2 separate regions of the Mus musculus genome follow, and region 2 is linked to region 1. Evidence: chromatin loops called from intact Hi-C (ENCODE). Cell type or tissue: heart. All regions are shown on one strand. Each heading gives the region's core, and the rest is flanking DNA. Links, peaks and the distances in the headings are about the cores only.

Region 1 (16,225 bases), core at 4,028-12,027:
ATAGCAAGTGGCCCCAGCACCATGTACTACTAAGAATATTCTTCCCCTATTAAACGGTCTTGGCATCACTGTGACAATCAACTGTCAATGAATCTCTTTCTACAATCTGAGTTCTTTTGCATTTATCTATGTGTCTGTCCTTAGGGATATGTCTGAACCACCACTGCTTTGTAGAAAGCCTTTGAAAATGGAGAGCTTTCTACCAAAATGGCTCAGCACATGAAGGTAGTGGGGGCCAAGCCTGACAAGCTAAGCTCAGCCCTCAGGACCCACATGGTAGAATGGGGGAACCAAGACCCTTAAGTTGTCCCCTGACATCCACATATGTGAGCCCATAAAGTAAACAGAATTTTAAAAAATTTTCTATAAAGTTTTTGATATTGGAAAGTGTGCTTCCTTCAACGTTAATTTAAGGGTGTTTTGGATCAGACTGTTTGGGGTCCTTTATATGGCTGTGAATTTTAAGGTTATCAATTTCTACACAGAGAGACAGGTGAAATTCTGATGAAGAATGTATTCAATCTGCTATCTTAATTCCTGCCATCTAACACACTAAGAGCTGTGAGATTTCTTTTCCTATTTACTTGGTTATTTCATTTCTCTTGGTCACAATTTTTAGGGTTTTTTTTTTTTGGTATGCCTTAGTGCTTCTATCAAAAATTAATATTTAAGAATTTTTGTTCTCTTTGATGCTACTCTTTCTCCCCACCCCATCCCAGCTTTGACGCAGGGTCTTTATTTAGTCCAGACCGCCTCTGAGCTCATGCTCCCCTACGCCAGTGCTGGGTGACAGGTGTATGTCACCACCTGGCTGAGACTGTTTCTCTCTTTTTAAAAAGATTATTTGCTGCCACTGAACAAAACCATGGTTTATTTTTGTATGTTGGTCTTGCATTCAACTTACTACTTCTAGTAGCCTTAATTTAAAATATTATATTTAGAGTCAGTATCTAGTCCATGGAATGGGGAACATTTGCAAGTAGAGATGCTTGCTTCTTTGTCCATCTGGGTGCCAACTGATTTTTTTCCCCTACCTTATTGCCAAATCAGAAGAATGAGATGCTGAAGAGAGCTGACAAGACTCCCAGCTGCTCCTGATGCAGGGACAGTTTCCCTCTCAGCATGACATCAACCTTGGGGTTTCACAGATCATCTTCATTAGGTTGGAACATTCCTTTCTGTTCTTGGTTTGTTCAGAATGCTTGCTATGGAAGCACACTGTGCATCTTTACTACATCTATGTATGATCTTATGTATCCCCTTCATTGTCCTAGAATACTACTACTTGCTCACAGTGTATGATTCCCTTACATACAGATGAGGTCTGTCTGTCGGCACATTGTGGGGTACTTCTGAGCCTATATTCAGAAGGATGCCTGTTGTGTCGTGTGTGTTTGATTTGGAATGAGGGCAATGCAGCAAGCAGAGCATGTAAGGACCTGCCTTCTGCCCTCTGTGCCACAGCCTGACTTTGTTGGACTGACTCATTTTGCTTGGCTTCTCATACATGTACTCAAATTCTTGGGTTTTGATTTTTTACTCTATTTAGATTTTCTGCTTATTTCCTCGGCTTTGTAAGTAGAACAGTAAAGAGAAATAAACACATTCCTTGTATCTTGAAAGATACATAGCACAATATGTACTTTCTCTTAAAAACACCTTTGTCCCTGGACAGTTCAGAAGGACTGCAGGCTAAGTGGCTTTTGTCAGCTCCCCATGCTTTTGTTGGTGTCTAACTTTAATACAAGCAATCTCATCTAAGAGAAAGACAGGGTGAAGATAGACAGGTACTTTAAAGTCTCCTTCAAACAGGGCTGTGGATGGCCTGCTACACAACAGGGCTCAAGCAGACAAGTATGGACGTCCATGGGAGTGGCCAGCGATGGGAGGTTGGCTTATTTGTCTTGAGGCATCAAGGAGGAAATGTTCTGGGCCATGCCGAGTAGAAGAGATAAGGCCTTGCTGAGAGAAGGGTTATGGGAATTTGGAGTGATGAGGATAGAGAAGATGGCGAGAGGCTTCCGTTTGTAGGAAGAGCCTTCCTTGTCCAGCCTACCCTCTACTCTCTCAGTGCAAAGCTCTCTGCATCACCTCTCATGCTCTAGGCTGTGTTACTACCACAAGCTCAGTAGTTAAAGGCAACCTCCACTCATTACTGCACGAGTTTCTAAGAAAGTTCCACAAGGTTTCTGCAAATGCTGAGCATGTTGGGTTCTCGTGCAGAGCTAAATGCATTTACTTTGTTTGCATGATTCCATGCAGCTCCTCTACTTCCAAAATCAAGTTCCTCTCCTACTGCAAATGTCCAACACTTTTGCTCCTCATTCTAAAGTCAGCCTTTGAAGGCTTTGGGACTAGGTCTGGGCCACACAGATAGCTCTCCATTTTAAAGACCATAGGATTTAGATAGAGCCTTGGTTACAGTCACATCTGGATTAATGCTTGGTTGTAAAGAGGTATGTGTGTATATATATATGTGTGTGTGTGTGTGTGTGTGTGTGTGTGTGTATTAGAAACCTGAAATTCTCCCAATCATCTTACAGTTCTGACTACCACAAGCAGCATGTGTGATCTGCCTGGCTAGACAAGTTGAATTTAAAAATAAACAAATATCCAGTCCCTTGCCAGTGCTAGTCCTGTTTGTTTCCATTATTGGCTGCTCCAAACAGAGGAGTCAGAGACAACAGTGGGAGGTATTTATAGATGAACACAGCCAGAGCAGTCGGACATCTTTGCTCTCTGTGCTGAAGGATCACACTGTCCAGATTCTACAGGAGTGGAAGGTTCCAAAGAACTGGGAGGAAACCTTAGGACCGGGAGTAGCTGGGAAAGTAAGCTGCAATCCTGTGGGATTAAACTTCCTCTATCACTGTTTCCTGCAACCGCAGGAAACAGCTGCAGGCATAGTTTCCCAAATGCCCCTAGACAAACCTGCTGAATGAAATACAGCATTCTGCTGTGCAGCCTCAGGCAGGAAGCCGGGCCAAATCAACACCAGCACTTTGTAAAACTCCATCACCACAACATCCTACAGTTCTCACAAACACATGCTATAAAACTATGCATGGAAGTAAGAATTAGAAGTGGGAAGCTACAAGGCAACCAAACAACTCTTAGAAAAAGGAAGCCTCCTTGATTTTCTTGGAACCAGAAAGCAATTAGGGTGAAAAAGCTTTCATGCACTGATTTTAAACTGAAGATCTGAAGCCAATTTTTCTGCACCTAATAATTATATGAACCAAAGAATGCAGTGAACCAGTTTTTACCCCAAACATCGTTTACTGCTTGCAATAAATGCCTGAGAGAAAGATGTTGCTATGGAAACAGAAAACACTTAGGGACACTGGCATAAATAATTTGGGAGAGGGAAGAAAGGGAGGTTGTGAGTACCCAAATCATGGCAGAGTGTCATTTGGAAACTGGGCAGGGTGATCCATCCCACCTCTGTGTAGCTGGGAAGATACCAGGGAGAGAGGGTGAAGTAGAAATTAAACATTAAAGACAAAGTTAATTTAAAAAGAAAGCCAAGAAAAACCTATTTGGGGGGCCTGGTTAAGAATACTTGTTGCTTTTGCAGGGGACTTGGGTTCATAGTAGCTCATAGTTGGCTGTGGCTCCGGGGATCCAATGCCTTCTTCTGACTTCTTCAAGTACCAGTCATACATGTGGTATAAATATATATACAGGCAAAGACACACACAAAAGTCTTTTTTAAAAAACAGCCCATTTCTTCAGAATGCTAATTTTACATCTGTGCTCTGAAATGAGTGTTAGCCCATTATTAATAGAGGTGACCACAGAGGTGAGGACAGTCAGTACCAGGTTTCCTAGAGAGCAGCAAGGTGTGCCTCAGGACAGCCCACACTGCTAGCATTCTCAAGCCATGCTGACACTCCATCCCACAACATTCCCTTCCCAGTACATCTGAGCAGGGGACAGAAAGGCCCTCTGCTTCCTCGTGGCTATGACAACCAAGATTCCAAACTGCTGCCACCACTTCTGCCTCTACCAGCCTCACTGGGAACCCAGTAAAAGCTGAGCTGGTTTCCTTTGTTTGCGCTCTCAGCCTTGCTGAAGGCCTGCTGTGGTTTCTCAGAGAACTTCATTGTGTTGTGTTAGTGTAGACAGATGTTGTAACTTGTGCTGGCCAGAATGACATTTCCTTTTTAAGCTTTACAGTGATGCGAGGTCATATGAAGTCACTAGACATTGTACTCTGGCCCTGGATCCCATTCTGGGCTTTGGCTATGCAGGCCCAGCCTCTCTATAACTCTGGGAGCAGAGGCAGGCACAGCCCTGGCCAGCCAGTCATTAGAGGACAGCTGGGAATAGAATGGAAATGTTCTAAGCACATTTAAGGGATTCCAGGCTGGTCCAAGGTGGAGAGTAAGCTGAATGTTTGCAAAGTTCCAGCTTCAAATCCAATTCCAGAAAGTCAATTTAAAAACACCCAAAATAAAGAAAAAGGGAGGCTATGTTACTTAGGAGTACATATCTTAGTTTAGGTTTCTATTGCTGTGATGAAACACCATAAAAGCAACTTGGGGAGGAAGGAGTTTATTCAGCTTATGCTTCCACATTATCAAAGGAAGTCAGGATAGGAACCCCATCCTAAATGGATCAACTACCTATATGATGGACAATGTATACCCTCTGGGGTATGTCTGTGTGTGGCAGCATCAGTCTGGATATTTAAACTCAGTTTTAGGTGGTGATCCATCCCACTTCTGTGTAGCTGGGAAGATACCATGGAAACAGTGGGAAGGCCATGTCTACCTGTGCATGGCAAGCTGTGAAGGTTGTTTTGAGCACAGGGCTGACCTCTACTGACTGGTCATCAGGCATATGAGAAGCCAAGGGACTAAGATGGTCTTCAATAGGATCCGCTGCCCACTGTATGATATATTTCTCTCTCTCTCTCTCTCTCTCTCTCTCTCTCTCTCTCTCTCTCTCTCTCTCTCTCTCTCTCTCTCTCTTTTCCAAGACAGGGTTTCTCTGTATAGCCCTGACTGTCCTGGAACTCACTTTGTAGATCAGACTGGCCTGGAACTCAGAAATTCACCTGCCTCTGCCTCCTGAGTGCCGGGATTAAAGGCGTGCGCCACCATGCCCGGCTATGATTTCTCTCTTGATGAAACTCTGACAAACTAGGAATAGCATTACATCCACTGATATATACGTCTTCTTAACACAGCTGCTTCAGGAATTGGACAATGAATCCACCTGGGGTGACCATTGCTCTCTGCTAAGATGTTTTAGATTAGAGAGAAAGAAGGCTACAGAAGGTAGAGTGGAAACAGTCAGCAGGGCTGTAGGGAAATAGCATTGGTACTGAGAGTGAGCAAGGTGAGGACACAGGAGTCCTGGCAGCCTTAGGTAATGTGGGCCTACCTGTCTGTTATGGTGGCTGAATCAGTCTTATTTTTTTGCCTTAAGGAGTTTCAGTCAGTGTTCTCTCATTTACAATCAAACAATTACAACACTGATTGAAGCAGAAGTACTATAGGCCATCTACACTAACTGCCAATTTTCTTATTCTCTAAATATATGGAAATGATAACTAAAAATATGACTGAATCATAGTGCCTGTTGCTTTCAGACGGCTTATAAAACTACAAGGACCTGGGAAGATGGCTGGCATCTGCTGTTCAAGAATGAGGACCTGAACGTGAACCCCAACATCTACATAAAACCTGGGCATATACAGTTAAGGAGGTAGAAACATAAAGGGTCCTGAGGTTATCTGGCCAACCGTCTAGCTGAATGGATGTGCTTCAGGTTCAGTGACAGAATCCTTTGTTTAAGAAATATAGGGTGGGAGAACTCTTTAAACTTACATGGTGGAAGGAAAGAATCAAATCCCCACAAGTTGTTCTTTGACCTGCCTAAACATACACACACACACACACACACACACACACACAAATACACGCATTAAAAAAATAGATAGCTGCTACCCCTGTTCAATGTACGATCATAATTTGTTTTCTTTCTATGTGTAAGAAACACTGCTTTAGTGTGCCTGGAGAGATGGCTCAATGGCTCATTTACTGCTTCCAGAGGACTAGAGTTTGGTTTCTAGCAACCATGCCAGATGGTTCACAAGTGCCTGCAACTCCAGTTCCACAGATCTTGTCTCTAAATTCCACGGGCACTGCACTCATGTGCCCATGTATTCATTCTCATATTTATTCTCTCTCTCTCTCTCAGAAACAAAAGAGGGAGATTATTTTCAAAGTATGTAGAACATGCCCAGAGTTAGAAAGATCACACTGACTTCAGGAAACAGTCTGTAGTTTTCTATATATGTGGAATAAGAAATGAAGACTATTCGCATTTATCATAAGACAACAGGAACCATTAAAGGACTTTTTATGGGAAGATAATAATGTGATCAAGTTTATAAAAATTTTATTTATTACTCCCCTTGTGTGTGTGTGTGTGTGTGTGTGTATGTGTGTGTACGTACAGGAGGGCATGCTGTCTGTAAGTATGAGGGTAGAGATCAGAGGACAACTTTGGGAGTCAGTTCTCTCCTCCCACCATGTGGATAGCAGAAATTGAACTTAGGTATCAGGCATGGCAGTATATGCTTTTACCCACTGAGCCATCTCCCTGGCCTCATGATCAAATTTTAACATTATAATTTGTTGACAGCATGGATGATAAGTCAGTAAATGCCATACATGTAGAGACAGTCTTAGTTTTCAACTAACACGGGCCTGAGCCAAGAGGAGGTAGCAGAGCAATGAAGAATGTAGGAGAGAGTACATAAACTTGATAAAACCTTTCTCCTGACTGACAGAAGAGACATGAGTGCTCCAAGGGACAGGAAGTACTCAGATGCCTCAGTGGCGAGGAATGGGGCCATAGACTGGGAATCACAGGCTTGTGCCAGAGCTATGAAAGATCAGGGAAAGGTGCCCCAGCAGGCTTCAGATAGGACGAATATGTAGATGTGTGCTCACAAGGCTACCTGCAGACAAAAGAAGGGGCAGAGGAAGGGGACCATGTGCTCCACAAAGTACCAAGGACACAAAACTGGTGTCCTAACTAAGGCCCCAGCCAGTGCAGTCACCCACCGGGGTTTGTGAGCTCAGCATGGCAGCCTGCTGCCCAGGGAACACGCCCTTGCATTTTCCTGCTGGGAGACACAACATGCTGCCTCTATCCTGCCAAGTACTGCTCGCTGGCAAGTAACAGGATGGCTGCCACAACACTGTGTCACCAATCCCATACTTAGCCTGGAAGAGGGGACTTCTATACACTGAGCAGCATAGAGGGAAAAAATCCTCCTCCAGAATTCCCTTACATGTGTCCTCATACCCCTAGCTAGTCTGGGTCATATCTCTCTGTAAACTGACCCTAAATGAGAATGGAAATGTTATATCCAACTTAAACAGAATTTGCTCCTGTGCCAGGGACATGCTCACTTTGCCCACAGGTTGAACAACTGAAAAGAAAGCTTAACACTTATTAACAAAAACAAACAAACATGGGCGGGGTTGCTAGAGGTAGGCAGGTGTCCTCAGGCAACAGGCAGGTAGCCTACAGCAGCTCTTCTACAGTGGTGCTCTGACCTCATGCTTCCTACTTAGTACCCACTTAAGAAATGCAGGAGTGTTTGGAGGCAGAAAGAAAATAGATCAATGCGGGAAAAATTCTGATTAACTAACAATGTCTATGTTTCTATGAGTGGAGGAAAAACCCTAACTCAAAGAGGACATGAACAAGTATAGTAACTGTCTACTTCCTGAAGCCACTTAGGAATAACTTTTTCCTCTCTCTTTTATTTTAATAATCTTTTTATTAAAATATATAATAAAAATATATTTTTTTCTTTTCTCTCTTTATCTTTTTAATCATATTCAACACAATATATTTTATACCAATCTTAAAAATGATGGACATGTTATTAAATGAACATAAAATGATAAGGCCTTTTTTTTGTTTGGTTTTAGTAGAGCTTAAAATCTTGGCTCTTAATGTGGTACAAAACAAAAATGAGAACAATTTTTAGACATTGGAGTTCATTTTATTACAATGTACTTCAATGTCCCTCACATCACGAAAGGATTCTACCTCCATTGTAGCTAAGCTAAGAGTTGACAGTTCTGCTGCGCCAAGGAATGAATTGTAGGTATGATTTTTGGATACAGATTTCCTGCTATGGTCGAAGCTATTTGACTTGAGTGACTGTTGTCCTTCACAGCTTGCAGGGAACAGGTTACATTCATTTAAGAAATGGTGTGTGTATTGAGATGGTCTATCCATGAAGTCATTCATCAACTGTTTCAATGAACAATGGCTCTGCTTGGAGGGTGGCACAGACTTCAGGTGAGGGTAAGATTCTGGTTCATTGGCTGTGATGATTTTGAAAAGCATTCATCTCAGAATAAGAGTAATTTATAAAGTCCTCTTCTTCAAAATTGATACAGTAATTATAAATATCAAGCAAAGCCTTCAGTCTCACTTTTTGCTGTTCTCTTACAAGCCACCACCCAAATTAATTGTCTACACTTCTTTTGGCTGTATAAATAATTTTGAAATATATAAGCTGTTCTGAAAACCACAGTATATTGTAAAAACATCAAATAAACAATTCTACTAATAGAGAGGCTGAGACAGGAGAGCGTGACTTCAAGACCATTATGTGGTACACAGCAAGACACTGTCATGTACAAACAAGCAGAAAGTGTATATGGATTGTGCAATATTGGATTTTTCCAGTTATCAAGTTAGAAAGACCAATGCATGACAGCCAACAAATTTTTAATCACTCATATTTTTGAATTTCAATCAATTAGGATATGTTTGTAATATTAATTTTCATATTAAGCAATATTACAGAAAAGTGGTCGTTACTTCCTATTAATTTTCTTGTTAGAGGTGGAATTATGTTTGTGTGGGTTTGTTGAAAGATTACTTTCTTGCTTCTTCTAGGGTGTAGTTTCACTCCTTGTGTTGGTGTTCTCCATCTATTATTAGGGCTGGATTTGTGGAAAGATATTGTGTAATTTGTTTTTTTCATAGAATATCTTGTTTTCTCCGTCTATGGTGTTTGAGAGTTTTGCTGGGTATAGTAGCCTGGGCTGACATTTGTGTTCTCTTAGGGTCTGTATGACATCTGCCCAGGATCTTCTGGCTTTCATAGTCTCTGGTGAGAAGTCTGGTGTAATTCTGATAGGTCTGCCTTATATGTTACTTGGCCTTTTTCCCTTACTGCTTTTAAAATTCTTTCTTTGTTTAGTGCAGTTGGTGTCTTGATTATTCTGTGACTGGAGGAATTTCTTTTCTGGTCCAGTCTATTTGGAGTTCTGTAGGTTTCCTGTATGTTCATGAGCATCTCTTTCTTTAGGTTAGGGAAGTTTTCCTCTATAATTTTGTTGAAGATATTTACTGGCCCTTGAAGTTGGAAAATTGGGAATCTTCACTCTCGTCTATACCTATTATCCTTAGGTGTGGTCTTCTCATTGTGTCCTGGATTTCCTGGATGTTTTGTATTAGGAACTTTTTGCTTTTTGCATTTTCTTTCACTGTTGTGTCAATGTTTTCTATGGTATCTTCCACACCTGAGATTCTCTCTTCTATCTCTTGTATTCTGTTGGTGATGCTTGCATCCATGACTCCTGATCTCTTTCCTAGGTTTTCTAACTCCAGGGTTGTCTCCCTTTGTGGTTTCTTTGTTGTTTCTAGTTCCATTTTTAGATCCTGGATGGTTTTGTTCATTTAGGAATAACTTTCTATCGTGAAAACATAACTCTTTCTTGTCATGAAGCTACTTTTGTCTCCTGAGAACCTGGCTCTACACTGCCAAACAAAGTATTTTAAGCAAAAGAGCATCCTTTTTTGAGACAAGAGCACTAAAGTTAGGAATTTTGATGTCTATATCCCTACAGTGGCTGGATACTAACACTCAGGCTGGTCTAAGTTACAGTCCTCAGGATTCCTTTTTAGTGCATTTCTCATTCATGAGAGCTTAAGAGTACAGACACTTCTGAAAGTCTCTCCTGCGGATTGAAGATAGGAAGAGAGCCAGCAGCTATTCTGTAGCAAACATACCTTCCCAAGCTATTGAAATGTAGGTGTTTCTGGGAGTGATTCTGCAGGTGTAATTAAATCCCCTATCAGCTGACTTCCATCAAAGGGAGCTCTCAAGCCAACTGGACTTTCAATTGCACTCTCTAGCTCAGGACCCCCTGCCGACTGCCTGAAAAAGATGTTCCACGTGCCTCACAGTTCCAGCTATTCGAAATCTTCCTCAGTATGTGCCTAACCAGTTCCTACACCATAAGCCAAACCTCTCATATGCCCAAACAAACAGCTAAAAACATATAGGCACACATGTTTAAGATTCCCAGCAAGTTCTGATTTTTAAATGAACTCCACTATGCATGTTTCCCCACTGGCCCACAAAAAAAACCTACCTTCTGTAACCCCAGTTTCATCTTTATGAAATAAAACACACTCCATTTAATGTTCTTAGACTAGGTGTTTTGAATAATGGAAAAGCAATGTGTTAGGCAATTTAAGAAAATGTAATAAGATGATATACACTCAGTGGATTAAATCCACTAGTCTTGTCTTTCTCACTGTTCCAGTGCCAAAACCTCTGAGCATAGAGAGAGCCAGCACATTGTGGTTCTAGTGGGATCCTTTGTGGTGTCTTCTTGCTGTCCACTCACCTGGTGGGTAATGGGCTGGGCAGCCTGGCAGCATCCTACTCCTGATGCTCTGCTCTCCCTTGTGCCCTACTTGCTTTGCAGAGCCTCCACTTTCCCACACCATCGCAAGCTCCAAGAGGAGGTTCTCTGTAGAGAGCTGGAGGGTGCAAACACCAGACACAGAGCACACCTGGCTCCTTTGTGTTGCTCCTCTGTCTTTGGAGCCCGGAGCCCAGGTCTCTACCCTCAGGATTAGCCCCTTTCCTGTGCTTCCAATAGTTCTCCTCACTGTGTTACCTGCCTTGTTTGTGCCCTGCTGAAGCTCATCTGTCCTCCCACCTACATTCAGGAAGCTGAAGCTTCTCTTAGCCCACGAGTTTTTGGCTTCTCTATGACCTGGGCCAGCCTCAGTAAGAACGCCTATCTGCTTCCTTTCCAGTCAATGATGACTTTACTGTCACACCAGTTGCCTCTAGTTCATGGCATCAAATTCTTCTCTAGCTATAAAGGATATTAAAGGTTAACTTTAATATTCTTTATGTCCTTTAATTGAAACTCTCTTGAGGGAAGTCGAATTGTATGTAACACACCAGGTTCAGCACTGATCGAAAACAAAATATGCAAACAAATAAAATTAGCAAATGAATTCAACAAATATATCCATATAACTTGATGCTAATACCACATAAAAACAGAAAAAGTTCACAATATATTAAGTTGAAAAGCAAGTCAAAAGGTAGTATGTTTATAAAACATGGTTGTGCTTTTGTGACTCAATAACATTAAATGCAAAGGAGGCCATAAGAGACGACAGTTCAAATGTAGAGGTTCTACGTGGTCAGACTGTGGCAGTTCTTCTCGTTCTTGTCCTCACAAGTATTTTGTTTATAAATTTATTACGGTGACTATATACCACTCAACACAATAAACAGAACTCCAGTTTTATAACAGTGATTAGCAACCTTTTCAAGCTCTGAGGGATGAACAGACGAACTCTGGAGGAGGCATCTATCTATAAAGTGTCACAGCATGCAGAACATGCCTCACTACTCTGGCTTTTGTGACAGGCCTCAGTTTAGTCTTCAACTTTTTGATCCTGCTTCAGCCTCCTGAATACTCTCCTGTGCAACTGTGTGTTTTAGGGGAAGAAAGCAAGAGGGGCCATTCTTTCCTAAAGAAATACATGATTCAGAAAGCAAAGAAGCTAACATCTCCCAAACACACTAAAATCATCCTTTTCAGAACCTTGCTTAACTTCATCCCAATTTCTACTATTTTGGAGGTAGGACAATACTCAGACTTGAGAAACAAGTAATTAGGACATGAACTTTTAGTTTCAGTTCCGGTATTTTTCTATAACTGAAGGTTTTTTTGTTTAAACCTTGAAATGAAATTTACAAATCCCCTCAATAAAGAAACCAAAGGCTGGGGAGAAGGCATGAGGATCTCGGTACCTATGTAAAAGGCCAGGTGTGATGGCACACCTCTGTGATCCCAGGAGACAGACAGATCCCAGGAGCCTGATGGCTAGCCAGTCTGTGGAATTCCTCCTGTCTAGAAGTAATGGAGGAAGACACCAAGCGCAGGCATCTGACATCCATCTCTAGCTACACATATGAACATACACACACACACACACACACACACACACACACACACACACACACACACACACAAACACCAATGGAGAAAACACAACTAGATGTTAGATGAGACTTTTGAAAGTGAGTTTCAAGAGCAGTCTCTGATGGTGACTACAGCTTTGGTGCTGTGCAGTCCTCTTCATTCTCGAGTCCACACCTGAGAACAGCACTGACACTATCTAAAGTTGCAGTGCGGCATGGAGCTCAACAAATTAGCGTAAGAACACACTCAGAGGTAATTTTACTAGAGAAAGAAAAGCCTTTATTTAAAAAAAAAATTAACTATATTGATAAACACCAAATACATGCCCCTTTTCACTAAATATTTTTCATTTAAAAGAAGATTGTGATATATTCTGTAACTGAATTAAGAACTCTGTTAATTAAGAACTCTGTTATTGCATCTTATCACTGCATCTGTCTTAGTGCATTTTGTGCTGCTGTAACAGACTGCATAATCCATAAACAGAAGTTCTGGGCCTGTGAGATGTACACACACACACACACACACACACACACACACACACACACACACTATGCAGTGGTAACACAAGGCCCTGGGTGTGAACATGGGCTGGAGAGATAGGTGAGTGATTAAGAGCATTTCCTCTTTCCAAAGGACCTGAGTTCAGTATCCTGAACCAACACTGGGTGGCTCACAGTCAGTTCTAACTCCAGCTCCAGGGGATCCGATGTTCTCTTTGTGTCTGCATGGGCCTATGGCATAGGCACACACAGATGTGCACACAGAGATTTAAATGTGTGTGTGTGTGTGTGTGTGTGTGTGTGTGTATACTTATGTATGTATACATAGAAATAAACTTACTTCCTTTTAGTTCTGCAAGGCTAGGGGGGTGGGAGGTGGGGTTCATAATCAAGGTGTTGGCCTTCCTGACACATTCTAACACTGCTGCAGGTATTGTGTGGGAGAGGTAGGTACCCTGAGCCTTAACTACCTCTGGGAGAGCCTACCTCCTCCTGAGGTTTACCGTCCTAACAGTACTTAAACCTGTCTCAGAACAATATAACATTTATTCCCTATCTGAACGTTATGGTCTTTAAAACTAAATAGCACAGAGGTCAATTTTACTTATACAGTGGCTGATTCTCAAGTGCACACACTTTTCTCTGCATGCCTAAGCCCCTCAACTCAGCACCTCTGCAAGAAGACCATCATCAGACACAGACAGGCTACCAAGTGTCTTTTGACTCTCAGGCAAACTACCCAGCCACACTTCAGAAAAAACAAATGATACATTCGATTTCTGTATCTGAAACTATGAAAAAGACACTTGACCTTGCTGTGTGTGTCATAGCAAAAGCAGCTGAGTAAACGCTGCCGGTGACAAACCAACACTCTAATCTTTGTTTGCTTAGCCAGAAGAGACCTAAAACATTGATAACTAAAATAAAACGTCTAAGAAGGTAGAACACAGTGATTCTCTGGCAGAGGACATGGCCCTGTAAGACAGCTAGAAACTTTGACCCAGCAAAGCATAGGAGTCTAATATCTACTACCTATTTACCTATCAGTCTCAAAATTGAAAACAGAAACTTTGGCCTTTTGCTTAGAAACTTACTGTAGTAGTACAGGAAGGAGGGAGGGAGGAAAGGAGGCAAGGAAGGACGGGCCTATATTCCCAGGGGCAGAAGAATAATTAAACCCACAAGAATATGTATAACATCTAACCTCCATTTAGAACAGGCTTATAGTATAGACAACTGCTTAACTTACTGCTGAGAAATCAAGATAAACTTGCAGTCCACCCACACCTGAGAAAAGCACACTAACAAATGCACACATGCACAGAACCAGACCCTAGGCCACATGCTCTCCTGGTACAGACACTAATTTACAGCTTGCTCTTGAGCCTTTGAAAATTCTTCTATACCAGGTGACGATACAAGATGCCCCCATCACCCACTGCAACTGAGCCCAACAGGGCAAACACTTGTCTTTCCTTGAGTCCCTGAGATATGTGAATCCAGAGTCCCTAAGCAGAAGGCGACTGGCTCAGATATATCTGTGGCATTAGCTGTGACCTTTCACGAGGTCAGTGACCATATTACTGGTGACATGCTGACACATGCACTTTAAGAGCATTATATCATGCAAATTATCAATAAGGTGACTTTAAATGCCAGAGACAAAGTGCTAATCAGATGAGGCTTCCAGGTGAAGACCACTTCTCACGCTGGGTGGGATCCTCTGAACCAGGGTGTAGCGTGTGGGCAATGTTCAGACTTTCGAAGTTTATGTTATGTCAGATTCTTAGCAGATTCTAGTTTCAAAGGCTTCAACATCATTTGCTTTGTTAAGGTTTGTAGCTTTCTCACACAGCTAATACAGCAAAGGGCAGGAGAAATCCACGTAAAACTGTCCTATAGCTCCAAGTTACTTACTGCTCATGGAAATCCAGCATGGGCGGTTCGAATCGTATGGGCCTGCAATTACCCCGGTACAGAGAAATGCTGGAAAGAAAAAGAAAAAGTGTGAAAAGCAGCTCTTTAATTCTGTAAATCATGGTTGGATGCTTGACTTCTGTCACAAGAAAGCATTTTAAGAGAACAGGAATCTGGGACAAAGTGACAGCTCAGTGGGTAAAGTGTGAGGATAGCAGCTGAATGTAAAAACCACGTTAAAAACAAAACCCAAGCCGGTCGTGGTGGTGCACGCCTTTAATCCCAGCACTTGGGAGGCAGAGGCAGAGGCAGGCAGATTTATGAGTTTGAGGCCAGCCTGGTCTACAAAGTGAGTTCCAGGGCAGCCAGGGCTACACAGAGAAACCCTGTCTCGAAAACAAAACAAAACAAAACAAAACAAAACAAAACCAAAAACCAAAAACCAAAAACCAAAAACCAAAATCCTCTGAGTATGGTTGCAAGCTTAGAGGCAGCAAGGCCAGCAGCACGGCCGGCAGGTCCTTAAGGTTCTCTAGGTAGCTTGGTCCAGACTCTTTGGTAACTTTCCGACCAATGACAGAGACTGTCTTAAAACAAGATGGATAGTACCTGGGAACAACAGCTAAGGTTGTCCTCTGGCCTCTCAAGAAACAAGAGCAACCTGCATACACAAACACACACACACACATTACAGAACCTAGTGCTCTTCATTAAGTTAGAAGAAAGTGAGTGAATTTTAGTAAATAAGCTAATGTAGTGACACCTATAACTCTAAGAACCTACAATGTCAGCACTTGGGATAGAGAGGTAGGAGGCTTATGACTTTAAATCCAGCCTCCGTTACGGAGTAAAATCCTATCTCAAATAAAACAAAACGAGGAAAAACAAACAAACAAGGAGGAAAGAAAAGAAAAAAATAATTTTTTTTTTTTACAGAAAGGTATGTAAAGCAGAACTTTCTCAATAGACTAATAATATTTACTTGATTGATATCACTGGTAACAATATAGTTTAACATGTTTTTCTTAGATTTTTTTGACACAATATGATAAATTGTTAATACAATTACACAAAGTTGATACAAGAAGAATTACAACCACATTCCAGCTGAGTGGCAAAGACCCAGTCATAAGGAATCTGGGCCTGGAACTTTCAAACAATTGGACTTCATTACACTAATGTTCTATTCTAAGTGTTCAAGTACCATGTCTACTTGACTTGCTACTAGAACTTGTTAACAAAATAGGATTTGGCATGGCAAGCCTCAGATATCCTGACCCAACATGTAAGGTAAGATTATCAAGGATCTTTTGGGAGCAGGTGGTGCTTACATATCTAAAGTCTTATGTTTAGATACCATGAAGTAAGAAATGCAGTCAGCCACTAAAGTAACTTTCAAAATGAATTCTGATATTTTTGTTTGAAGAAATAGGACATAATCTAAAACGACTGTATTCTCATCACGTGCACAATTCATAAGAACTCAAGTTTTCAAACGATGTAATTTCATTCAAT
Region 2 (16,225 bases), core at 4,480-12,479, 51 kb after region 1:
AGACTTGGACTACATGACACTGTCTCAAAAGTTAACAACAAAGATCCCCCGTCACTAGAGAAAAGGCCACACTAGTTTAGTTGACTGAACTAATCAACTAAAGCTAGTCATTTGTGAGCTGACAAATGAGCTTACCCACCTGCCAAGCTAGACATCAGCACTTTATAGTCACCTGACTGAGGCTCACCGTGTGGAAACGAGTGTACACTGGCGCAGCCGCTCTGAAAAACAAGTTGTACTTTCTGAAATGGTTAAGTATACGTCTATACCTACACATGCCATTCCTAGGGATCTCTACAAGACAGACACAGTGACTTCTACATAGATGCTTACAGGTGACAACCACACTTCCGCCCCTGGGCAAGTGGCTGGCAACTGTGTGATAACTATCCCACAACAGACTACTGTGCAGCAGTAAGAAAAGCAATCATCAACACATACAATCTGACAAATGAATCACATAATTACTATGTTAATTTACAAAGTTAGAATATACTAAGTAAGCACAAGGAGAGAAAGGCAAGACCTGTTGCCAAAAGATGACAAAGAGACTGGAGAGGATACTCATCTCTGTAACCTCACTGGGGCAGTCACAAGGGCCAGCTCCAACTACACACTTCAAACGTCCTTCATTAACTTTATTTTGATATATCAGTTTTTATAAAGTCAATATTCCTTCCCACATTCTATACAGGATTTCTTTGGTTGTTTTTATGCAAAAGTTTTAGGAAGAGTCCAAGTAACTGTCTTACATCAACTACAGGAGGCATTTTCTCCCAATACACAATGTCCACATATCCAATTGGCTTACTATTTGGAAGTACTCGCCCCTTCAGAAAACCAGAAGTATGCCATGTGATGGCATCCACCCTCAGTCACTAAGTTAGAAAGTATTTACTTGTGGAATATTCAAACTTTCAGCACAAGGACACAAAAGAAAACACACATATCCATGTACTTTCCAAGACAATAACTACTGATAAAGGTGGTTACTTTACTAATGTATTTTCCAATGAAAAATTATGGCAAAGCTGGATAGTCTATTAATTTTTACTTGGGAAGCTGGAGGTGGCTCAGTGGTCAGGAGCACTGACTGTTTTCCCAAAGGACCCAGGTTCAGTTCCCAGAACCCTCACAACTATACGCAACTATAATGCCAGTTCTTTCTGGTCCTTGCAGGCTCTGAATGCATGTGTAATACAAGCATACATGCAAGCAAAACATCCATACATAAAAATACCCATGCACATAAAATAAGAACAAATAAATCTTAAAAATAAAATTTTACTTAGGAGTGTTCACTGATATTTTCACATATAATTCAAAAGCCATGTACCTAAAATGTGTTTTAAATGTGTATCACACTTCCATTAAAACATTAGTCAAACCTGAGAATAGCAATACTGAATTTCACCTCTCCTCTCTCTTCTGCATTTCTACAGCTCCAACCATCTGTCCAGTAGCTAACAGCATCATGGCCCTTCATTTTCCCACTACTGCACCTACTAGAGTAGGCCTATTTGGAGGCCATTTCCCTTCGGGGGGAAAGAGAATGCAAAAGCAGTCACTGTCACTACTTAGGAGGAATTTTCTGTTTGAGGTCATGGCACCTCCCAGATGGACTACAAGTTGAGGTTAGAGGGGAGTGGGGCATAGTGTGCGGGCGCCAGGCATGCAGACGCTACAGCCGAGTGTGTACAGCACATGCACTCCTCTGCCTGCCAAGAGTCAGGTAAGTTTCTTACCAGTGAGGAAGAAAACTGCTCAACAATCAAAACATAAAAATGTGCCAGGGCGTTGGTGGCACACGCCTTTTATCCCAACACTCGAGGCAGAGGCAGAGAGGCAGAGAGGCAGAGAGGCAGAGAGGCAGAGAGGCAGAGAGGCAGAGAGGCAGAGAGGCAGAGAGGCAGAGAGGCAGAGAGGCAGAGAGGCAGAGAGGCAGGCAGATCTTTGAGTTCTGATTTGAGAGCTACCTGGTCTACAGAGCAAGTTCCAAGACAGCTAAGGTTGTACAGAGAAAACCCTGTTGTGAAAAACAAAACATCAAAACAACAAACTAACCCAAAAACCTAAAAATGAAGTTTTAATAAAGAGCCAAGGAGGTAAAGCTTCATTTTAATGTACCCAAACATGCTCATGACTCAAATCTTCCAGACGGGGACCAATGAGACCATACACCCAATAAGTACTCCTTTCCTTCAGCATCCACCAATCACGTCTAAGCGTCGTAAGAACTGTACTCTTTAAAGTTAAAAAGAAAGCCCCAGAACAGAATGCTACTGACAGCAAAGGCTTGCAGTAAGCACAAGCAGACATTTATAAAGTAAAATCGGTTTTAAGTGAAATTAATGACTCCAAGTAGTTAGAAAAACATGGGCCTCATTTAGGTTTATTCTGTAGGTTTAATATTAAATTGAGAGTGTACTATAATTAGAAAAAGAGATTTAAAGAATATATTTCTTTAGTACATAGTTTAAACCAAACTTTTAATGCTATAAACATACTTTAAAAATTGTTTTATTTATTTATGTATTTATGTATTTGTGTATTTGTGTATGTATGTATGTATTTAGAAGAGGGCATCAGATTTCATTAAGGATGGCTGTGAGCCACCATGTGGTTGCTGGGATTTGAACTCAGGACCTTCGGAAGAGCAGTCGGCACTCTTAACAACTGAGCCATCTCGCCAGCCCTTAAACATACTTTTTAAACACATGGCTCAATAGTTTTACTCATTGCCAGTCTTTAACAGCTTATCTCTGATAAATTTTAAGTTAGAAGAACCATTCAACAGAATCTTAACATAAAACCAGATAGTCATATGTGAGAGATTTTACAAAGAGAAAAAAAGACACTACTGGGTTTGGGCAGGTTCTTAGTGTCTAAGACTAATCTAAGACCCCAAACCAAAAGTTGGGCTAAATCCAAGTACTTCCTGTCTCTCTGAACAGCAGGTTTTACTGTTCCTGTAAGTTTCATAGTCTCTAGCTTTTGCTTTGTGAGCATACAAGCATCACTGTATTGTCCTGTCTAGTAGCAGGCACAATGCATCACTCCCCTCTAGTCTGCTGTTGCTGTACAAGCTTGGAGTACCATTGTTGGTGTTTGCTCCTAGCTATAAACAGAAGCACCAGCTAGCTCAGATGATAGGGAAGGGACAGGCTACTTTGTGATCTCACTGATGTGAGTCAGTTATAAGCTTTAATTTCATAGGTTTAAAATTCAGGGACATTCAGAGAAATTAGAAAAGCAGCCAGGTAGGGTGGTTTCCACCTGCAATCCTCGCCAGCTCTCGGGAAGCTGAGGCAGAAGAAACAAGAGTTCAAGGCCATATGACATATTCCTGTTTCAATAAACAAAAGATGAGCTGCAACAAACAAAGGACAAGTGTGACAGAGAGCTGAGGATGTGGTCTGTGGGAGAATACCTGCCCACATGAATAAGTTTGACCTCCACCCGAAAAAGAATAGCACTGACAATCTAAAGCACTGCCATGTGCACATATGATTGACATATTTTCAAAAAGAGTGCCACAGCAATTTGGTGAGAGATAGTCTCCATTAATTGTGCTGAAACAGATGAATAGGCATATGCAAATAATGACTGTTGATGTCCACTGAACACTGGATTAGCTCAGAGTGCATTTCAGACCTCAGTAACAACAGTCTACTCCTAGCCTGTGTATTCTACACAAACACACAAACCTTTGTAAATTTTTGTCACTTTGGTTCAGGGGAAAAAATCTTATAGGACACAAAAAGTACAGAATCAAAAATGAAAAAAAATTTAATTTGTACTTCATTAAAATTGAAAACATTTATTCTCAGAAGCCATTGTTTATAGCTAGGTGTGTGGTGTGTGCCTGTAGTCACAAGGACAAGATTGAGAATGTGAGACCCAAAGTGATACTTTATCTCAAAACCCAACAACCAACAATTGATTGTTTATTAATTTTTTATGTGTATGCATGTCTTGCTCACAGGTTATGTCTGTGCACCATGTGAATGTGTGGTGCCTGCAGAGGCCAGATGAGGGCATTAGACTCTCTGAAACTGGAGTTATAAAGAGATGTAGCTCTCCATGTGGGTACTAAGATTTGGTGAACCCAGGTCCTCTGGAAGAGCAGACAGTGCTTTTAACCACTGAGCCATCTCTCTAGCCCCATCTCCATTTTTTAGAAATAAAGACAAAAATGAGAACACCGACTATATAGTAGAAAAAGTATAAACTATATATCTAATGAAACATTTGCATCTATGACACAAAGAACTTTCAAAAATTAATAAGACAGCTCGATAAAAATTGAGAAGATCTGACTGAAAACAAAAGGAGTTCTACAAATGGCCAAAGAGAACAGAAGATGGCCCTTGCCTACCACTAGCCACTTCACAAATTCTAGTAACAGTAACAAAACACAGCACTACCCACTTACAAAATGACTAATGTCGAATGTGAACAAAGATATCCTACACAAGGAGGTAGAACTCTCACATGGCTGAGGACAGCTTGACAGTTTATTAAAATTAAACATCACCACCTAATCAGACACATCAACCTATTCTAGGTGCTTTCAAGAAAGAAACAATACCTTTAAAAAAGGCTTCTTGGACATTCATAAAAAATTTAAACATCACGGCTCCAGAATAGGGAGAAAAGCAAAGTTAAGTTCACCAGTAGGTAAGGAACACACCATTACATCATACAGAGGGATCTCTCCACTCGGCAATAAACGCTTACCACACACACGCAGCACAAGGGCTTCGAAAGCTTAAGCTATGTGAATCAAGTCAAACCTCTCGGACTCCATACAAAATGATCTATTTATCTGAAAGTCTAGACAAGACAATGAGTCCGTGACAGAAAGACGACAAGTAGCTGCCTGGCCCACTGAGGGAGATACTAACTGTGAAGAAGAAGCCACGGACTTTCAAGACAATGAACGTTCCTGTTTCCACAGCTGCACGTTTTTAAAATTAATCTGAGAATACTTAAAACTGGTGAAGCTTACTGCACAATAAGTATTCCTATGAAGCAAATAAGCGGAGGGAGTTTGGTGGGATGCAATCCATAAAACTCAGTCAACATACTATTTTTCCCCTAGAAGAAGGTCTCATGCATAAAATGATGTGCTAAGGTCCCTCAGAAGGCAGCTCTTTTTTTGTTTTGTTTTTGTTTTTTTTTTTTTTTTTTGAGACAGGGTTTCTCTGTGTAGCCCTGGCTGTCCTGGAACTCACTCTGTAGACCAGACTGGCCTCCAACTCATAAATCTGCCTGCCTCTGCCTCCCGAGTGCTGGGATTAAAGGCATATACGACTACCGCCCAGCACAGAGGGCAGCTCTTAACACCCCTGCCACAGCCTTCACACTCTGAAGACAAACACAGCTGCCCCTTACTTTTGGTCTGTTCACGATCTCTTATGTGCTGTATGTATTTCAACGGCTTTTCTACCCTAAGATCCCAGTACCTAGTCAGCTTTATATTACTGAAGGGTTGGAGGGAAGCATGGTGGGAGAGCATGAGTAAAATGTATGGAGACTGAGTTCAGACTCCAATACACACACACATGCGCACTCAAGCACGCACGCACACACGCACACATACACACACAAAGAAAAGAGGAAGGAAGAAAGGAAAGGAAACACAATGAAACTATACTTACTAGAACATTAGTTTGGAATCAGAAAAACGAATTAGGAGTGGTTGGTAGTACATGCCTCTAACACCAGAACCTGTGAGGTTGAGGCAGGAGGATCACAAATTCCAAGGCCAGCTGGGACTATACATAAAAATAAATGAATGAATGAATACCAGGTAATGCTAATGCTATACCACATTCTTACAAGTTCTAGACCTATGCAAGTACATGTGGTACATTACTCTTAAAGTTCAAAATATTTGCATAGGATTGAAGTAACATCTGAAAGAATAAAACATTTTTTTAAATTAGAATGTTTCCCCAAAATCCATTTCTCTCCCCACAAGCTCAAAGTAGCCTGCGTATAGGAACATTCTGATAGTCCAATCTACTTCTAAGAAACTTGCAAATCCAGTGTTCATTCCTGGAAGTTTCTCTGTAGACAGAAGCCTCCCTGCACCTCCACCGCACAGCCCCATCACCCAGCTGCCAATCAAAGACCTCGTTTCCTTTCTCAATTAAAAGAGCTTCAATGCCCAAAACACTGCTAAGGAATGTGGGAAACGGCTACAACATTCTACTCTTCCGCTGAGTTTTCTCAATGCTGACCTCTGACCTCTACTTCCTTGCAATTGTTGCTCAAGTCATTTCCCATTTCTGAAGCTAGGTCCAGAGTCACATACCACTCGTGTGGAGCAAGCTCAGTGGCAGTGCAGGAAGCCTCAGGGGACACCATTAGGAAGGAAGTCAATATTTTCCATGATTTCCTTAAAATAGTCGAATAAATGTTACTGAGGAAAACAAGAATCCCATGTAGCTAAGAATAGGTCCACTTTTATCCACTAAGCTTTTTAATATACAGCAGACACATGTCCTTCTAAGTCAATTCCACTGTAGAGTCTTTTCCTTATCTCCACCTTCACAGCAAACCAGAAGAAATTAACACGAACACAAATGTCTAGCAGCACCTACTATGTGCTCTCTGTGCTGCTGGGTAAAGAGTATACACTAGCTTAATTCCCTGGGAAGAAGGGTAGAAATTCCTAAGTCAGGAATAAACTACCAAGTACAAACTGAGTGTCACATACTGCAAACAATTACAAACAGAAAGACTGTTTTAGATTTCAGATTTTTTTTTTTTCAGATTCTGGAATGCTTTTAGGGATGAGACCCAAGTCTAAACAAACAAACAAAAAAATTACATTTTACATATAGGAATACACATGGCCTGAAGGAAATTTCAGAGAGTATTCTGAGTGGGCATGCATTCGGTGCCTGTGGTTTACAGCGCTGAGCACAAGCTCTAACATGAGTGAGGGAGCCACGTGCTCCATCTCTGAGCCGCACCCCAGCTATGTACCTAGGTTTGCCTGTGACCTCTCAGATGAAATCGGGTATAAAGTTTTCCACTTGTGGCAGCATATAAGCCCTCAAAATTAGGAGCATTCTGAATTTTCAGTTTTGGGTTTGGGGTGGTTAACTGATAGTAAGTTTACCTTTTGCTATTAGCTCCTATCAAAGAAAACTAGGGAAAACACTGGCTCTTGGCCAGACCTGGGTCCTCATCTACATACATGAGGGAGCTGGGACACAGGAGAGAGCTACAACCTACCAAGTACTCCTGTCAGGGATGGCCATGGAACCCTCTGCTGAGCATGTAGTGGACAATGGGAATGCTGGGTCAAGACTGGCACAACTGGCAGGCGTTGTATAACACACACCTTAATCCCAGCACCCAGGAGGCCCAGGCAGGCCTGGTCTACATAGTGAGTCCAAGACAGTCAAGACAGTGAGAGCCTGTCTTAAAAAATAAATTAATTAAAACAACAACAACAACAACAAACCAGAAAGACTGGCACAACTCCACTAACCTCCCAAACAGCGTAGATTATTTAAAACTGCTTCTAAACAGTATGAAAGAAATTCTCCAGTGTATAAACTAGTCTTCGCCTAGGCTAACCTAAAAAGCTGCCATATTTTCTGTCCTCTGCCTGCTATGAATACATGATCTAAGTGTGATTCTGAGTTGAGATGAGTTAGGAGTCGATGGCAGTTGCCCAGGACCTCCGCCCTGTGGTTCTTTTAGCCAGATCTTAAAACTTTAATGAGTACAGAAAGAAGGGCCACGCAAAAACAACTTAGGAGAAGAGCAGGCTCTGAGAAGAAAACCCAGTGAAAAGGAAGATTCTGACCAAGAACAGCAGGGGCCACAGAGATGGCGTGGCGTTAAGAGCGGCAGCTGCGTGTGTACTGCTCTTGCAGAAGACCCGAGTTCTGTTGCCAACACCCATGTCAGCCTCAACTCCCGTTCCAGAGGATTTGAACACGTCATCTGGCTTCCTAGATTACCTACACTCAGATGGGCACGAGCCCATATGCATGCATACAGATACAAATTTTTCTTAATTAAAAAAAAAAAAAAAAAAAAGACTGCTCCTATAGATCCATACCTGTCATCCAAACCCCTGAAGAGGAGACGTAACAGTTCGGTCGGCGGCTACCACTGCAAGAAGAGAATAAATCCTACTGGGTAGTCTAATGTGCAAAGGAATGTACAATCTTGTTTTAGTCTCTGAAACGCTGGGAACATAGGCAACACTACTACACCCTACTCCAAAAAATTAAAAAGTTTAAATGTAAAGTTACCAAGTTTATTTCTTTGCTATCACTATCTGATACGGACAAATATATTTTTCACCGTCATGAAGCAGACAACACATCCATAAAACATGTTAACCTTACGAAGCAAGTTGGCTGCTTTCACCGCAGCATATTCAGCAAGAATAAGCCAATATGGAATCCCACATCCAACTCAGACAGAATCTTCCTGGAGTGGTAACAGCAACATCTGAGGAGGGACAATGTACTTTAATCTATCCTAAATGTCTTCTTTGGGGAGTGGGGGGGGAAGGAATCTGGAGAGAGCAATGGCTGAGCCGTTGAAAACTGGCTGTTCTTCCAGAGGACCCAGGTTCAACTCCCAGCAACCATGTGGCGGCTCACAACTTTCTGTTATTTCAGTTCCAGGGGATGACACCTTTACAGACTACATGCAGGCAAAACACCAATACATATGGAATATAGGAAGGTAGGTAGGTAGGTGACTGGGTGACTGGGTGGATGGCTCCCCCGATTTTTGGAATTTCTCCTGCTTTTCAAATTGTGTCCTGATCTTGAAAGCACTTTGGGAAGACAAAGAACACCACAAAGAAAATGCAAGTTCCTAGAAGTTGGGGATCCCTTCATTGCTGGGGTGCTGATGACCAACCCAATGTCTAGCACACTGATCCTCAATGAATGTTTGCTCAACTGAATACATGGGATATCTTCAGACCAAGAAACTGGTCTCGTCCAGCTGAAAATAACAGCAATGTGACTTGCCTGGTATTGCATAAGCACCTCCCACTGAAACATACTATGAATATGTAACAGCTAATCCAGATCTAGTACTTCCTGCTGCCTGCCAAGCCTATTCACCATCATTTAGAACACCTCAGAAGGTGAGTACTCCATGGTACCCACCCAAGCAGATCAGGTAGGTGTGACAAGAGGGCTACAACACTTGCCCAAGGTCAGAGGCAAGCCCGCCTCCCAAGTATGCTTAGTCTCTACAAGAGATAAGAGCCTGTCTCCTACACAAGAGTAAGGGAATCATTTATCAGGAAAACATGCTTGCTCTGACCAAGCTTTCCACAGACTGTTCACAGATCTGCCCACTACTTAAAACAAAACAAGGCATACTTATAGTTGGAAATGGTGGGATACACCTGCAATCCCAGTATTAGGGAAACTGAGGCAGGAAGATGGTGAGTCCCAGATCACTTTGACTCAGCAAAACTGAGTTAGCTTGATTCCACCCTAAGTCCTTCACCATGACTATTCTCCCCATTAGAAGCTGATCAATATATAGGTTATATACATATTAGAAGCTAATGACTATATGTCTTCCTTACATTCTACCTAAGAACAGCAGCATATTAAAAGCACTGGGGTAAGGATGATGTGGATCATTACACAGCGTGAGAGCTAAACCTATTCATATGTGGCCATGAAGTCAGCTCTCTGAAAAGGTTCCATTTATTTCAGTTCCAGACCAGGTCAAAAAGAGGAAACATAAAAATAAAGGCATCGAAACAGCTCTGCAGTTAAGAGTGCTTGCTGCTCTTCCAGAGGAGCCAAGTGTGGTTCCCAGCACTCACATGGGGCAGCTCACAACTGCCTCTAAGTCCTGTTCCTTGGAACCAATGCTCTCTTCTGGCCTCTGTGGACCCTGACACACGCATGCAGGCACGCACACACATATGTGTGCACATGCGCACAAACACCTATTTTTAAAAAATAGTAAGATTAAATGGAAAGGTATTTAAATAAGTACTTAGATTATAGTAAAAAATAATACCTGCTAAATAAAATACTGCATTGAGAACCTTTTCGAGAGAGTTGCCAGTGGAGAGAGAAGAAGGTAAAGGTGGGTAGCGGAGAGAATCTTTAAACTAAAGTTGTTCCCATTTAGTCTAAGGGAAGCCAGACTCAGGATCCTTGATTGGTCGAAGTCAGTCAGTCCTGGAGTCTCAATGCTGCTGTCTCTAATCCTAACACACTCTCTCCCACCTCCTGCAGCAATGCCTTCCACCACTGTTTCCTGTGGCTATCTTTTCTTGTTTGTTCTGGTTTTGTCCTTTTTAGGTAGGAGGCAGAAGGCAAAAAAAGAAATTCAAGAGTCTGCAGACAAAGATGCCTTGTAACAAAGATACAGTGTCTTACTGCCTAAGCTCCCAAATGGGTCACTCATCCTGAACAATGACAGCTTTAGATGGCATTTGTGTATTTGGGGATCCCAAAAGCTTTTTTAAAAGCTGAACTTATAAGAAAATAATCATTATAGGAGACACACAGACTGACTCACACTGAGTGTGTCCTGAGGTGTGCCTTCCCCAACGTCCCCAGTGCACTCCTGCCCCCAATTCCAGGCCCATCACAGCAACCACCAGTAAGCAAGTGTCTGCCTAGAATCTGTTCAGCCATCAGATAAAAGACTGTTTCCAGGTCTAGCTTAGGAAATGGTACTACTGAATAAAACTTCATGAATAAACTTACCAGGGTCCAGTCTAACCTGGCTGGAGCCTGAATAGAGAGATGTAAAAGGGGTGGAAACAATTCAGCTGGTACAGTGTTGTCTAATTAGTATGCATGAGGCCCTCCATTCCGTCCCAGCACCAAATAAACAGGGTATGGTGTTACACATCTGTAATCCCAGCACTTAGGAGATAGAGGCAAAGAGGGCAGCAGTTCAGAGTCATCTCTGACTACACAGGCCATGCTGAGCTACCTGAGGCCATGTCTTTAAAAAGAAAAAAAAGAAAAAAAAAATCAAGACAAAAAATGAGATGTAACTACTAGATAGGGGCTCACAGAATCTGTATATAATCAAATAGAATATATTTAAAAGGTCCAGTGGGATGAAATATCTGGTAAAGGCACTCACTGCTAAGCCTAACTACTGAGTTCTAGTCCCAGAGCTCACACAGTGGAAAGAACCAAGTCCCACAAGTTGTCCTCTGACCTTCACACATGTGCCATATACACACAAAGTAAATGTAAAAAAGTCAATTGAAAATTCAGGTGGCATTTTAATATTAAGTATATTTAGTATATTAAGACTTTAAGATAGCAGCGAAAAGTTCTGAGGTGAACATGAGTGGGACATGAGCCAGTCCCACTTGTGGTTAAGCAGAATTACTGAGCCCTTGCCATGGGCCATGTGTACCACAGATAAACTAGCAGGCCCTCTATCTCACTGCAATGGGGCCTCTGAGAGTTAAGTCCCACCCTCAGAGGAGCTGCCTAGATACAAACAGAAATCTTCACAACCAGTCAAGCAGTGCTGGCTTACAGGAAGTGCAGGAGGCAAGGGGAACTCTCAACAGCCTCCACCTGTCCCATATGCTGCAGACAGATACTGGCCAGAGCAAGCGTCCTGGCTACTGTTATCAAGGACTACAGGCCATCTACAGCTCTCCACTCAAACCAGTTTTCTAAGGAACTCCCATTACAATAAAGAGGATATGGCAACATTTATGTTAGTTAGCTGATAAATTCACTCACTAAGGAACAATTTGTAACTACTGGGTATATCTAGGTTAAGCTTTTATCTCCAATGCTACAGGCACTGAGGTCACCCAGAACTTGGACTTCGAGCCAGCCCCTTGAGAGGAGCAGCAGTGTGTGCCTGGATAAACAAACACTGCTGTTCTAGCACCAGGTCCTCCCAGGCACTAGGCCAGGCTGCCTTTGTTTGGGTCCTGTTTCCTGGCTTCTGCTAGCCGGTTACCTCCCCCTTCTCTTAAGGCAGACACTTAAATGCCTATCTTATGTTTTCAAAACCATTTCCTTTACAGATCCTCATTACTGAGCCTTTCAAGCCTTCTCTGCTATCTCCAATGCTTATCTCTGGGCTGGCACGCCTCTTGATAGGCTGCCATTGAGTCTGAGTGCAGTCCTGCAGTGAGTCAGAATCTATCTCCACACCCACCTGGTGAAGACTGTTCCATCCTTCTCTATAGACAGTCTGCTCACAGGAAAACAACCTAATGTGTGTATCTTCAAGATACTTCAGGACCAGAAGCAGGAAGAGAATGCTCCAAGTTCACACTCCCCAATGTAGCTGGCTCATATTTTCCCTTCTTTGATTCCAGAGCTACCTACCAGATGTTATCATATAATGCAAATTAGTCACTGCTCTAAATTCTGCTCAGCACCTTTGGAAACACCCTGTCTGGGGTGGAGCTCTGCAGGGGTCGGGGCATCTGCCTCCAGGCCAGTCACCTCTGCAATCCAAGATCCCGGGCGGCTGGTGTGGTCCACCTCTCCTCCTGTGGACTGGGAATGACTATCCTAGTGCAGCTATGGCCAGAACTGAAATGTTGCCAGGAAAAGTGCTGCTGTAAGCTAAAAGTAGAAAGCAAGAGACTCGTCCTCCAGGGGATACACTAGGAAACTTGCTTTCCTACTGGAACACTATGCAAGGGAATGGAATGAAAAGTTGGCATACACTATTCAAATAAAATACCACCTTAAAGCAATGCCTACCGATTCACTGGGGTCCATCCTTAGCTCCACTCTGCCTGTGACTGTTCAATAAGAATAAAGGTACCGATGAATTATGCAATAACATTATGCAGCTTGACTGAGTAAAAAAGGGTAAAAAGATGTAAGTAGAGATGCAAGCCAAAGTTAAGAGTATAGTGAAGACAGAACAAAGGGCAGAATGTCTCTACGTAAAAAGTTACCGGACACTAACATTCCTCAACCTAGACAAAGTGCCTGAGAATACAAGAAGCATAGGCACGTCCATTTCAGTCAAGGAAAGCCCACATTTGGAATTTCCATGCAGGGAACTACATGGTTAGTAAATGACAAACTAATATATAAGAGCATTCATCTGAGAACCTCTGACCTATTCAGCAGACAATGAATTTAGGCAGAAACCAGCCGGGTGAAATAAAAGGACACGTGCTTGCTGACTGGGTCCCAGGGCTAGGGCCAGCAGAGAGGATGACAACTCAGACTGAGTTCTGCCACAAAGACAAAGCATCATCAAGCATTTTGACCAGCTTCCAAAAGTCTGCCCTTCTGGGCCTGTGGCTCATTTTCACCCTGGACGTGCAGTAGCAAAGCACAAGAAAGTAAAGCAGCAGCAGGTGCCACCAACACCTGCGCACTTCCAAACCAGCCCCAGCCCCAGCACCACCGCCACCGCCACCCTCCAGCTCACTGACCCGCATCAAAGCCCTCTCAAGCCCTCTCTGATGCGGCAAGTTTGTAATGCAGCTGATGGGGGAAAGACAAGAGGACAGAGAATGACTGACTGACATCACTGACTCCCCATGCACTGTGAGGTCTGCCTTAAGAGTTTTATCAGCTGCGATATAAACATTTGAAGACAGAGGTCAAACACTGAGCCCAGAGATCGCTGCAGCAGCAACTATGTGAAATGACACGTGACAATGCCATCGGTGGAAGCAGCTGTGAGAACCTAACTGTTTAGAAATGCACATAAATCATCTTGTCCATAGAGAGTGTACAGAGCCTTCGAAGAGGAGCCTGTGTGACCTACAATCCCAACACCTGCTACAGAGTCTATAACCGCTGGCCTGTGGCACACTGCTGAAGGCCTGCGAGGAAACGGCCCAGGCACATAAGCACTTGCTCTGTTTGATAAACAAGCAAAAGCAACAAATAAGTCAGTGTGATAAGCGGAAGCAACCTTTATATGATTTCTAAGAGGAAAAAGTCAGCTGACATAGTTCCTGAAACTGTATTTGTGGTAGTCTTTTTTCATAAGCTTGAAAAATTTGTAGAAATTAACAAACACAAAACCCTGAGAAAAATCTCAACATAAAAATGAGAGTTACACCTGGTTAAATAAATACGTCCAGCCAGGGGTGGTGGTACACGCCTTTGATCCCAGCACTTGGGAGGCAGCAGCAGCAACAGGTGTTATCTCTGAGTTGGAGGCCAGCCTGGTCTACACAGTGAGTTCCAGGACAGTGAAAGCTACATAAAGAACCCTAACTTATATTTACAGAGGAAAATCTATACAAAATCATCATACTGAAAAGCAGGTTTACAGCCTTGCTGTTTCTAATACGGTTTCATGTATGCAGAGTAAGAAAATTCTCTATAAAAATCATACTTCTTTATTCTATAGAGGAAAATGTCTGAGGCAGAGGACATAGGTGCTCCAAGCTGTCCATCTGTAGAGAACATGATAATGTCTACAGGCTTCCCTGGCAGGTTCCGCCATTATCTCAATACCCTGTGAATGTGGTAGATCATGTGAGGAGCGGCAACCACTGGTGCAGTAGAAACCAAGATTCTACTCAGATGCTTTTAAGATGCATCTGACCTGTCTGGGTGGGCTCAAGACCTTGAAAACTGGAAGCAAGAAACAGCATGAGGTGGAGTTCGCTCACCTTGTGTTGCTGGCCACAATGTGGCAGGAGAAACTACTAGAACTCAGTGAATTCTCCAAGTCTAAGCTGAGAAGAAGCTGAGACTGCAGACAGCAGGCAGTGAGGACTCCTGAGAAAAAAACCAGGGCAGGGAGCTGTGGCAGGGAGCCTCAGGAATGGGGAAAGAGGTGGTTCAGTGGTTAAGAGCACTGGCTGCTCTTGCAGAAGACCACAGTTTGATGATTCCTGACACCCACATGGTGACTCATAACAATCTCTAACTCCAGCTCCAAGGGAATTGACACCTCTGGCTTCTGAGGGCACCCATGTGTACACACACACACACACACACACACACACCCCTTAGAAATAATAAAAATAAATGTGAAAAAGTAACAAATGTTCTCTAAAGGGGTAGAGGGTGGGGTTCTCCACTGGGCTCTCAGCAAAATGCTGATCACATATGTACCTGAGGTACCTAAGGCTGGGGAAGTAACTGATAAAGAAGACTCGTGCCACCTTGTCTGGCGTTCACATGAGTCAGGAAGACCATCTATTCCAACCCATGAAACTAAAGAACAATAACTAAGCCCTATGACTCACAGAAAACTGGAGGGTAGACCAAGAAGTCATGCCTTGTTGCTAGAGAACAATCCAAACCTGAGGCGCCCAGCTGCAGACCTCAAGGAACCGGGGAAGCAGCTCAAAGGGCCAGAGCCTGCTTATCCAAGGCCAACATCACCAGAAACAAGCAAGCACAGAAGAACAAGAACAAGCAAGACCTCAATGGAGTGACATTTCCAAGTCACTTTCCTGCATCTTCCACCGTAGCTCAAAACAGTTACAAGGAATAAAGATACCAGCATCTTGTTGCAAGATATCTGATTGCACTGTGAACCCCAAGATTGTGTTATTTACTAAAACAAACACACAAACAAAAACCTCTTTCCAATTGTGGTGCAGCTCAGCCTTACTTAGCACACATCTTTAATCCAAGACAATGAAGGTAAAGTTAGTTTGGAGAAGGAAGCAGCCATGTTTGAAAGTGATGTCTAACTGAATGGCAAAGTGACAAATCAGAGAAAGATTTGACAGAAGAAGATATGCCCAACTGTCATGATAAGAGAGAAGAAAGGGAAGCTACTAAAGAGAACAGTGCAGAGACAGAGAAGAGTTTTTACTGGGACAGTGGTACAGAGACAGGTTGAAGAGAAAGAACAAGCTAGACACAGGTGAAGACAGAATGAGCCAGAAAATGAGAAGGAGCCAGTAGAACAGATTGCCAAAGTTAGTTTGAGGTCAAGCAGAGCCATTCAGGAGTGGCAGAGAAAAGTCAGATTCAATCAGTCAGCTTGGAGAGGAGTTTGGGCCAGAACGGCTGAGTTGAACCAACCAGCCAGAGCTCAGAAAGAACTAGAAAGGGTGAGCTTATTCAGCAATAAGTTTCAGAGGCTGACATTCTAGGCCTGGATAAGATTGTATGGAGACGAGAAGCTTCCAGGACTAGGCCTAGGTCAGCAGATGGAGGCAGTGAGCCTTGGAGATGACAGTCACTATAGGAGAATAAAAGATGCCATAACAGTACCTACCAATGTAGGCCTCCCCCACTCTCAGCACTCAGCCCAAGGCTAC

The links. Hi-C counts contacts between places; a loop is a spot of excess contacts. Peaks named below come from ENCODE experiments on the same cell type or tissue, not always from the same donor. Only the 100,000 strongest peaks of a DNase experiment are listed, where the experiment ranks them.
Region 2: it touches region 1 in a loop (3-fold over the local background); 4 of 42 quality-filtered maps call a loop at or near these places.

Annotation. Positions count from the first base shown.
Region 1 is chr1:36,857,802-36,874,026 of GRCm38, forward strand. It overlaps Tmem131 (transmembrane protein 131), which reads right to left. Exons shown (of 41, transcript NM_018872.2): 4 at 14,711-14,779. Among named protein-coding and RNA genes, the nearest start is that of Tmem131, 74 kb to the right of the region's middle. In heart, for the core only: no CTCF peak of the experiment used is centred there; DNase peaks (open chromatin) are centred at 4,160 and 7,150; H3K27ac peaks cover 760 bases.
Region 2 is chr1:36,908,406-36,924,630 of GRCm38, forward strand. The region is part of intron 1 of Tmem131 (transmembrane protein 131); the gene reads right to left. Among named protein-coding and RNA genes, the nearest start is that of Tmem131, 23 kb to the right of the region's middle. In heart, for the core only: a CTCF peak has its summit at 6,310; DNase peaks (open chromatin) are centred at 6,316 and 11,886; H3K4me3 peaks cover 430 bases; H3K27ac peaks cover 2,815 bases.